Linked DNA regions of Homo sapiens: regions 1 and 3 are each linked to region 2. The links are chromatin contacts, found by Hi-C or POLR2A ChIA-PET in ENCODE. All regions are on one chromosome and are shown on one strand. Each heading gives the region's core, a stretch centred on a gene start or an enhancer-like site at or near the end of the contact. The rest is flanking DNA. Distances are from core to core; before and after follow the strand shown.

What was found. Hi-C counts contacts between places; a loop is a spot of excess contacts on that map. ChIA-PET counts read pairs that join two places held with the same protein, here RNA polymerase II (POLR2A). Pooled maps may share reads with other maps.
Region 1: a map of gastrocnemius medialis shows a loop between it and region 2 (5-fold over the local background). The contact joins the enhancer-like site here to the promoter of EIF3A in region 2. A Hi-C loop is called at or near these places in 2 of 168 maps with a recorded cell type or tissue (MCF 10A and gastrocnemius medialis) and 1 of 50 pooled maps. POLR2A ChIA-PET finds 5 or more read pairs at or near these places in 2 of 52 experiments (MCF 10A and activated T-cell).
Region 3: a pooled map shows a loop between it and region 2 (3-fold over the local background). The contact joins the enhancer-like site here to the promoter of EIF3A in region 2. A Hi-C loop is called at or near these places in 1 of 37 single-sample maps with no recorded cell type and 2 of 50 pooled maps. POLR2A ChIA-PET finds 5 or more read pairs at or near these places in 1 of 52 experiments (K562).

The regions. Positions count from the first base shown.
Region 1 is chr10:119,005,557-119,008,536 of GRCh38, forward strand. All of the region lies in intron 2 of LINC03036 (long intergenic non-protein coding RNA 3036), which reads right to left. Among named protein-coding and RNA genes, the nearest start is that of LINC03036, 23 kb to the right of the region's middle. Within about 2 kb of position 1,480, at least 7 of the 41 ENCODE cell types and tissues checked have a DNase peak (open chromatin) inside an H3K27ac peak, as active enhancers do; they include gastrocnemius medialis, where a contact is called at or near this core.
Region 2 is chr10:119,079,405-119,082,488 of GRCh38, forward strand. It overlaps EIF3A (eukaryotic translation initiation factor 3 subunit A), which reads right to left and starts at 1,413. Exons shown (of 22, transcript NM_003750.4): 1 at 1,224-1,413. The coding sequence starts at 1,272. RefSeq lists a silencer at 878-1,137 and enhancers at 1,143-1,905, 1,333-1,627.
Region 3 is chr10:118,969,398-118,972,525 of GRCh38, forward strand. The region is part of intron 2 of LINC03036 (long intergenic non-protein coding RNA 3036); the gene reads right to left. Among named protein-coding and RNA genes, the nearest start is that of LINC03036, 59 kb to the right of the region's middle. Within about 2 kb of position 1,479, at least 2 of the 41 ENCODE cell types and tissues checked have a DNase peak (open chromatin) inside an H3K27ac peak, as active enhancers do.

The sequences.
Region 1 (2,980 bases), core at 230-2,729, 74 kb before region 2:
GAAAGGAGCTGACTCTCCTGTATAGCAAAACTACTCAGTAGAACACGGAGAGAGTTACCCAAAGCCTTTTACTCACGCCCAACTTCTCAGCCTCTTCCTAGATGGCTGGGCTTCTGAGGGTCAGATTCGTAGAAAGGGGACCATTATTCTGTTCATCCAACATGACTTTCAACACAGAGAGTGCTTCAAGGTGCTTTGTCTTTTAGATACATGCATAACTACTATCACTGAAATATTAGGTTGGTGCACAAGTAATTGCGGTTTTTGCCAAGAAAAGTAATGGCAAAAACCGCAATTACTTTTGCACCAGTGTAATAATTAGCATCTTCCGCTAATCTTTTTCTAGAAATTTGAGAGAGACTTCAGCTGAGTTAAATTCATGTCTCTGACACTGGGTTTCTCTTTCCAGCCTGTAAAGACCACTTTGAGGATGATGAGACACATCCTGAGCAGAGCCAGCTAGGCGTGGCCCCTTGAAAACAGCCCTTGTTTCCCGATCACATGATCTCAGCTCCTTCTCCAGTGGCACTCATCACATTATTCTGCAGTCACTGAGCTTCTGTCACCCAACAGATATTTGCAAAGTCCCATGATGTACCAGGCACCAGGAGAGCACTGAGGGTCCCTCTTTCCAGAAGCCCCCATCAGTGAAGGGAACAGACAGGTGGCAGCGGTCTGTCCTGCCTTGTGGCCAGGAGGTAGCAAGTACAAAGTCCCTGGGGTCTTGGAGGACAAAGTGACCAGCTCTGCTGCATGGGAAAGGAGGAAGCTTTCCTGAAAAGGGGACACTTGAGCTGAGCCTCGAAGGCCAAAAAGGAGGAAGGGTGCCTGTAATCCCAGCTACTCAGGAACCTGAGGCATGAGAATCACTTGAACCTGGGAGGCGAGGTTGCAGTGAGCTGAGATCGCACCACTGCACTCCAGCCTGGGCAACAGAGTGGGACTCTGTCTCAAAAAAAAGAAGGGAAGGGTATTCCTGGCAGAGGAAGAGGCTTGTGCAAAGGCACAGAGGTGTGAATGTTTGCAGCTTCCGTGGAGCTGAGGCAGAGGCTGAGTCCAGACTGCAAATGTCCCATCAGTGTCCATGCATCACCTTAGAGACAGTCTGGGCAGAATTGGGAAAGGACCCAAGAATCTCCCTCCAGTCCCTTACCTCTTGGCTGGAGCTCATCCCAGGAGACCTGCAGCCCTGCTTTACAATCCAGGAATTGAAGGTTCCACAAAAGCCCGCGAGACAGGTCCCCCCAAGCCCAGGCACATCTTAAAGAGCTTGTGATCGTTTGCTGGAGACTGCACCTGCAGATGACCAACTGGACCACAGAGCGGCAGATCCCCTGGCCTAACAGGCTAAAAATAGTCCCAGTGTAGATTTCCAGACAAGACTGACGCACTCAAACCAAAAAGACTCACAGATTTGCACAGCTGATGAAAACTAAAATATCAACAGGCTCCTCCAGCCTGCAGAGCACCTTACTCAACCAGACAGAGATTTAGCAAGAGATTCGTTTTCTGAGCTCCTGCCAGATCCCGGGAGGAGAGGCCAGAGAGTTTGTTATCATCTCTTAAGTAAACCATGATTCATCCTCATAGCAGAAAAAAGAATGAGGTGGCAGTATATATACTGACTTGGAAAGACTCTAGGACATAGTAAATGATAAAAGCAAACTGCAGAATGTATGGAATCACAGATATACTAAATTAAAAAGTGTGTGTGTGTGTGCGTGTGTATGCATGTGCGTGTGTTCATGTATAAATGCATGGCAAAAAGCCTGGAATTCCTCACAACCACGCCATGCAGTAGTATTGTTATCCATTTAAGCTTTTGTGAGGTTAAGTAACTTGAACATATGGCATAGTAAATATGGCTATTATATCCAGACCATATGGAACTGGATTATGATAACAATCGCTGAGATTTATATAGCAAACTTTTTTTTTAAGAACTGAAGAATACTCACTAAACCCATTCATTTTACTGTGTGCCTGGCACTACTCTTGCCTCTGGAGATAAAGTGATGAAAAAGTACAAGTGAAGTCTCTGCCTTCGTGACACTAACACTCCAGGGTCACCTCCGGGGAGGTAATGATAGAGAGTGGGAGTCAAGGAGATAAAGGAAAATATTATCCTTGTCTATAATGTTTGAATTATTATTATTATTTTTTTTTTTTTTTGAGACAGAGTCTCGCTCTCTCTCCCCGTCTGGAGTGCAGTGGCGCGATCTCGGCTCACTGCAAGCTCCGCCTCCCGGGTTGACACCATTCTCCTTCCTCAGCCTCCGAGTAGCTGGGACTACAGGCACCTGCCACTGCGCCCAGCTAATTTTTTGTATTTTTAGTAGAGACGGGGTTTCACCATGTTAGCCAGGATGGTCTCAATCTCCTGACCTCGTGATCCACCCGCCTCAGCCTCCCAAAATGCTGGGATTACAGGCGTGAGCCACCATGCCCGGCCTGAATTTTTTATAATAGGAATTAATCCACTATTTGAATAATTAAAATTTATTTTTAGTGTTCTCAATGAAAAGGCACCCTTTGCCTTTGAGGACATTTTTTTCTTTTCTTTTCTTTTCTTTTTTCTTTTTTAGAGAGACAAGGTCTCATTATGTTGCCCAGGATGGCCTCAAACTCTGAGGCTCAAGTGATCCTCCTGCCTCAGCCTCCAAGTAGCTAGGACTACAGGCACGTACCACCACACCTGGCTGCCTTTGGCGGTATTCACTCTTCAAGCCTACCACCCAACTACTAAGAGTTGATTTTTAATAACTTTAATTTTGGGGTTGTTTTTATCTTTTTTCCCTTTTTTGAAATGGAGTTTCACTCTGTTACCCAGGCTGGAGTGCATTGGCGTGATCTCGGCTCACTTCAACCTCCACCCACCGGGTTCGAGCAATTTTCCTGCCTCAGCCTCCCGAGTAGCTGGGACTACAGGCGTGCGCCACCACGTGTGGCTAATTTTTGTATTTTTAGTAGAGATGAGGTT
Region 2 (3,084 bases), core at 163-2,662:
TTTTCATAAGATGAATTTTCAAAGAAGCTAACAAAATAAGCTCTCCAAACATAAAACTGTAACTCACAAGGTATATTCATCTACAACATGGGTAAAACCCGAAACTTCTATTTCGGTGAAGGAAGGATGAAAATAAGAGCTATCCATGCCCTAACGATTAGAAAAATTGTCCGGTTAGAGGGGAAAAAAAAAACCCTACACAAAGTTTCTTAAGCCCAGAGCCTAGCCAAGAACATGTGCATCCCCAGAACGCCAATGTAATAAATGCCTTGGAGAGATCGGGGCACACAAGTTTTTCCCTCAAGCGCCAATGGCTGAAGTACACATATAGAAATAGAAATCGCAGACAGCAGCACTGTGGCAGAAAAAAAGAGAAAAAAGGACTGATCTGGATGTCAAGAGACGTTGGTTTTAAGTCTCTTGGCTCAACAACTCCCGGAGTGACCTTGGGGAAACCTCTCTCTAGGCCTGTTTCGTTATCTTTAAGAGGCGACCTGAAGTCCCTTTACATTAACTCTATTCCAACTTCCAGTGATTCGAAACAGGCTTTAGGACTGCTTCTAATCAATGCCAGGAAAAATGAAAAAACAAAAACAAAACAAAACAACAGGAATCAGGTTAAATGGGTCAGAGGCCCCTAAGTGGATATAAAGCAGCTGGGTAAAGGGTAAGTGGACGCCGACCCAGCAAAGCACTGAGCGCGGCTTGGAGAGCGGGGGTGGCTGCGGGAAGGCCGGGGGTGGGTCCGTAGGGCTCCCGGCCCGGGCAGGAGGTGGAGCCGAGGCTCTCGCGTGCATTGTCCCCGGGAGGGAGCCATGTTTCTTACTCCCCGGCACTCCCAGATGGCGGCCGGGGACGCGGGCCCTAAGCAGACCAAAGCCCCAGGGACCTGGAGAGCCAGAGGACGCAGGCAGCAAGGAGGGAGCTCCAGTCCGGGTAGGGGCTGTCTCCCGGGCTGCGGTCCCCGCGACGCACCCGGAGGCGGCAGGGGGAAGGAAAGGCCCCTGGGGCGACGGTTCCGGGCTACGCGCCTCCCAGACCCCAGTCGATAGAGTGAGAAGGAAACCCATGCCCAACCACCGGCTGGGACAGCGGCGGGCAGGCCGCATCGGTCTCCTCTCCCCGCGCGGGCCGGGCGGCGGAGCAGTGGGAAGCAGGCCCGCGCTCTCGACCTCGGAGGCCTCGGGCCGCCCCAGCCCGGCGCGCCCCGATCAGCTACTCACCGTTGGCGCGTTTGAGGGCATTTTCCGGCCTCTGAAAATAGGCCGGCATCTTGGCGGCAGGCTCAGCTCACCCGGCGTCAGCGAACTCTCTAGTGGCCCGGGCCGGGAGAGGAGACGAAGGGGAACCAGCGTAAGGTCCCACGCGCCTCGCCAGCAGTCGCCCGCGCCCAGCCGGCCAGAGACGGAAAGGAAGGAGCCACGTGACCTCCCCGCGGCGGCCCTGCTGCCGCCCAGGCCCCGGATGTAGGGGGCGGGTCTCCGTGCGCGCAAGCGCGCTGGCGTCACGCACGCCGACAGACGTGGCGGCGCCGGAGTCCTAGGCGCGCAAGGTCCAGTTCCCGTCTTGGGCCTGTCCTGGATAGCGTTAGGGAGACAGTTCACAGGCTCTTCAATCTTCGAGCGAGAATTAGGGTGGGAAGGGTGAGTGTGGGGTCAGAGTTTCTGTCTGGAGAACAAGCAAACGTCTGCAGATTGGTTTTCAAAGCGACTTGTGCGGAGTCGTGCAGTTACAGTAAGGTCCCATCCAGCCTGGGAATCGCCTGTCTTGGCTACGTGAAAATGCTGAGTTTAACGAAAACGCAGTGAGCAGGTGTCATCAGGTCAGCGCCGCTCAACCGTGAGAGACAATCATGGGGAAGAGTGACGCCTAAAATAAACAAGCAAGGTTCTTTTATATCTTGGTAAAGTAAAAAGTTTGTGTCACAGGGATTGCCTTGAGAAATGGAGGCTCTCAGAGGGGGCGAATGGGGACAGCGACCTGGCAAAGGGCGAAACGCCCTGGAGCACAGCAGACTTGCTTGGTGTTTGAAAACACACGGAAAGGAGTGTCGTCACTTTTTACATACAGCGCACGTCACAAACAAATTAAGAAAAATTAGTGTTAGTGAAAAAAATCAATCTGAGAGGCCCTTTTATTGTTGCTTAACAATTTTAATGTTCGCAGACGAAGTACTTTACCTAGAATTTGAAAACCATTTGAACCGAATCTAATTCTCAAGCCCTTGGTACGAAATAAAGGTGAGCTCAGAAGGAAAAAAATTTTTTTTTTTTTTGAAACGGAGTCTCGCTTTGTCGCCCAGGCTGGAGTGCAGTGGCACGATCTCGGCTCACTGCAAGCTCCGCCTTCTGGATTCACGCCATTCTCCTGCCTCAGCCTCCCGAGTAGCTGGGACTACAGGCGCCCGCCACTGCGCCCAGCTAATGTTTTGTATTTTTAGTAGAGACGGGGTTTCGCCGTGGTCTCGATCTCCTGACCTCGTGATCCGCCCTCCTCGGCCTCCCAAAGTGCTGGGATTACAGGCGTGAGCCACCGCGCCCAGCCCAGAAGGAAAATTTAGAAGGCAGCAGTGAAATAGATTATTGTCAATGTATTACACATTTAATAGACGAGATATGTGAATTAATGAATGAGGAAATCGGCCGGGCATGGTGGGTCGCGCCTGTAATCCCAGCACTTTGGGTGGCTGGGGCGGGTGGATCACCTGAGGTCAGGAGTTCGAGACCAGCTTGGCCAACATGGCGAAACCCCGTCTCTACTAAAAATACAAAACTTAGGCCTGGCGTGGTGGCTCACGCCTGTAATCCAGGCGCTTTGGGAGGCCGAGGCGGGCGGATCACGAGGTCAGGAGTTCGAGACCAGCCTGACCAAAGTGGTGAAACCCCCCCCCCCGTCTCTACTAAAGTTACAAAAAATTAGCTGGACGTGGTGGCGAACGCCTGTAATCCCAGCTACTCGGGAGGCTGAGACAGGAGAATCGCTTGAACCCGGGAGGCAGAGGTTGCAGTGAGCCTAGATCGTGCCACTGCGCTCCAGCCTGGGTGACAGGGCGAGACTCCGTCTCAAAAAAAAAAAAAATTAGCC
Region 3 (3,128 bases), core at 229-2,728, 110 kb before region 2:
TGGAGAAGTCGGCGGAGAGGCCTTGTAGCCACCACCTGCCTTGATTGGCCAGTGCCTGTGCTTGTACCTGATTTTAAATAATTGGACTATCATGTGTGTTTGTACAGCAGCTGGGGCAGCAAGTTATCAACAGAAGATTGATAGGGTAAGACCCATTTTTACAGAAAAATCCCTCTTTGCACATGGGCAGAATGGGCCTGAGGCGGTGGAAAGAAGGGGCGAGGGGTGAGGGGCAGCCCACAGCTCCTGGGCTGTTTGCTTTTCCTCTCCCCTGCTCACAGGAGCCCTCCGGGAGGTCTAAGAAATCCACACACAACTATAGAAGAACCAAATCCCCACATTGCTCTGGGAATTAGAATCTCAGCACACGAGGCCGGGTGTGGTGGCTCACGCCTGTAATCCCAGGACTTTGGGAGGCTGAGGCGGGCGGATCACTTGAGGTCAGGAGTTTAAGACCACCCTGGCCAACATGGTGAAACCCTGTCTCTACTACAAATACAAAAGTTAGCCAGGCGTGGTGGCGGGTGCCTGTAATCCCAGCTACTCGGGAGGCTGAGGCAAGGGAATCACTTGAACCCAGGAGGTGGAGGTTGCAGTGAACTGAGATGGCACCACTGCCCTCCAGCCTGGTGACAAAGCGGGACTGTGTCAAAAAAAAAAAAAAAAATCTCAGAACATGACTTCTTCAAGGTCTCCTGTTTCACAGATGAGCTACCGGAGATTTTCATCTAGAACTAATAACACATCCACTCATTCAGCCAACATTCGAGTGGCCGCTCTCTGCTCCTAACTGCCATAGGCCTAAGGACACAGCAGAGAATAAAGCAGCCCAGTCCTCAGCCCTTAGGGAGTTCACATTATGGCAGAGGAAACAGAAAATAAACAGAGTAAGACTTCAGACTGTGAGAGGCTCTAGGAGGGAAATAAACCGGGCGGTGTGGTGCAGGGATTGGCTAACTGCAGCCCTGGGGCCATGTCCAGCCTGCAGCCTCTTTATATGGCCAGCAAGCCAAGAATGGTTTTAAAGGGTTGTATAAAACAAAAAGAAAAGGCCGCGCTCGGTGGCTCACACCTGTAATCCCAGCACTTTGGGAGGCCGAGGCAGGATTGCTTGAGCCCAGGAGTTTGAAACCAGCCTGGGCAACATAGCAAGACCCTGTCTCTGATGAAAGGAGAGAGGGTGAGGGGGGAAATGTTGTGGAAAGAGAGGAAAAGGAAGACGAGAGAAAGAGAAAGGAAAGAAAGGAAAATGCAACACAGACCTTAAAGGCCCACAAAACCTAAAAATGTTTGCCATGTACTACTTTATAGATCGTACTTTACAGGAAAAGTGTGCCCAGTTAGTAAGACGAGGGCCCTCTTAACTAGCAAAGTCTGGATTCTTTCTTGTGACATGGCCTCCTTCCCCTTCCTCAGAGTTGCCTCTACCTTAGGGAAGATGAGACACTGAAACGGTTCATGAAAAGTTCACTGTGCTTGGCCACCTGCCAAGAATCCGGATTTCTGGGCATCTCACTCCCCACCTGCTGTCTGGGGTCTTACTCAAGAAACCTGGTCTTCAACCTGGCCACAGCTGTGCCTACCCCCTCCTTGACTGGCAGACCAGGGAACCACATAGGCAACAGCTTCCCCAAGGACCCCCGGCCCCTCCGGTTACCCCTCCTCCTGCCTGAACCACTTGGTCAAAAATAGAACCACATGGATCCCTATTTCAAGACACCTCCCTGGAAATCCACTGCCCGGAGACTCTGTCTTCTTTTATTTCAGTGAAATACATTTCTGAGTCCATGGTTCAGAGTTCAACTTTATAAATCCTGGCACTGGTCAATAGAGGAAGAAATGTTTACGTCCAAACAAAACCAAATACATAACTCTAGCTCTCCTGGGGGACAAAAAAAAAAAGTCTGTAAAACACATAGCAGCAGCCATTGTGACTTGAAACCAACACAGAGGAAGAAGTGTGACAGAAATCCCCAAGCTCACCACTCAGCGGCGTCTCTGATACATTCCATTACACGTCTGAGCTAAAGAAGAACCAAGTTGGTTCTTAAAAAGTGTGTCCCATCCAAATACCTAATGCATATGCAGCTTAAAACCTAGATGATGAGTTGATGGGCGCAGCAAACCACCATGGCATACATATACCATGTAACAAACTTGCACGTTCAGCACACGTATCCCAGAACTTAAAATTTTAAAAAAAAAAGTGTGTCCCATCAATGTTCAATACAGTCTTCAGACATCAGCCACGACCTGGAAGGTTCACAGTGAAACCTGTGCCTCACAGAAAATAAATTACATCTGAATAGTTAACTTTGCAATTGTTAAAGAGCCTTTTCCCAAAATTAAAATGACTCACATGTCCACACAAAGTGATAGGACAAATTCTTTATATGGTAATGGTGAACACATGTGATGAAAGATAACGGCCGATACACATCCACCTGCGATTCCTCCCTGAGTCCCGTTAAAACAATAAAAGGGATGCTTTAAAGGAATAAACACATGAGAATAAAAAGGATGAGGAACAGCAGGAACAACTTTTTGGAATCTGGTAACTGATGAATCAAGAAAGCTGAGTGGGGAAGCTGAGACTCAGCTTGGTTTACACCAAGAAATCCCACCATGATGGAGAGATGGGCAGTGCCGGCTGCCCCTGGTGGCAGGGGTGAAAGTGAGGTTGAAAGCAGGAAGAGAAGCTGAAAGTCTGTGCAAGCAGACAGACCCTAATTACTTCTCCCACTCCTCATGGTTGGCCAAATGCACCTCCTGCCCCAGCGGGAGACTGGACCCTGATTCTCTAGAGAAAGTAACACAGCTGTCTCTGCAATGGGGGACACCAGGGACCTGTGGGGAGGGAGGAACTGCACTGAAAACGGGAAATTAAATTAAAGCTTACATATTGGATATCAAGACCCACAGTCTCCTTCCCCCACTCAGATCTCAGAATGCTGGCCAAGGAAGGAGGAGACTGGAAAATTCTTCACGGGAGAATATGACCAACTCAAGAGAAAAGGGCTACGGGTGCTGACATTTGTTTTTTATCTTCTAAGGATGAATGATAGAGGTGAAGACAAAAAAAAAAAGTGTTCTCTGCTTTCTTTTAACTTGGAATTAACTCCTGTCAG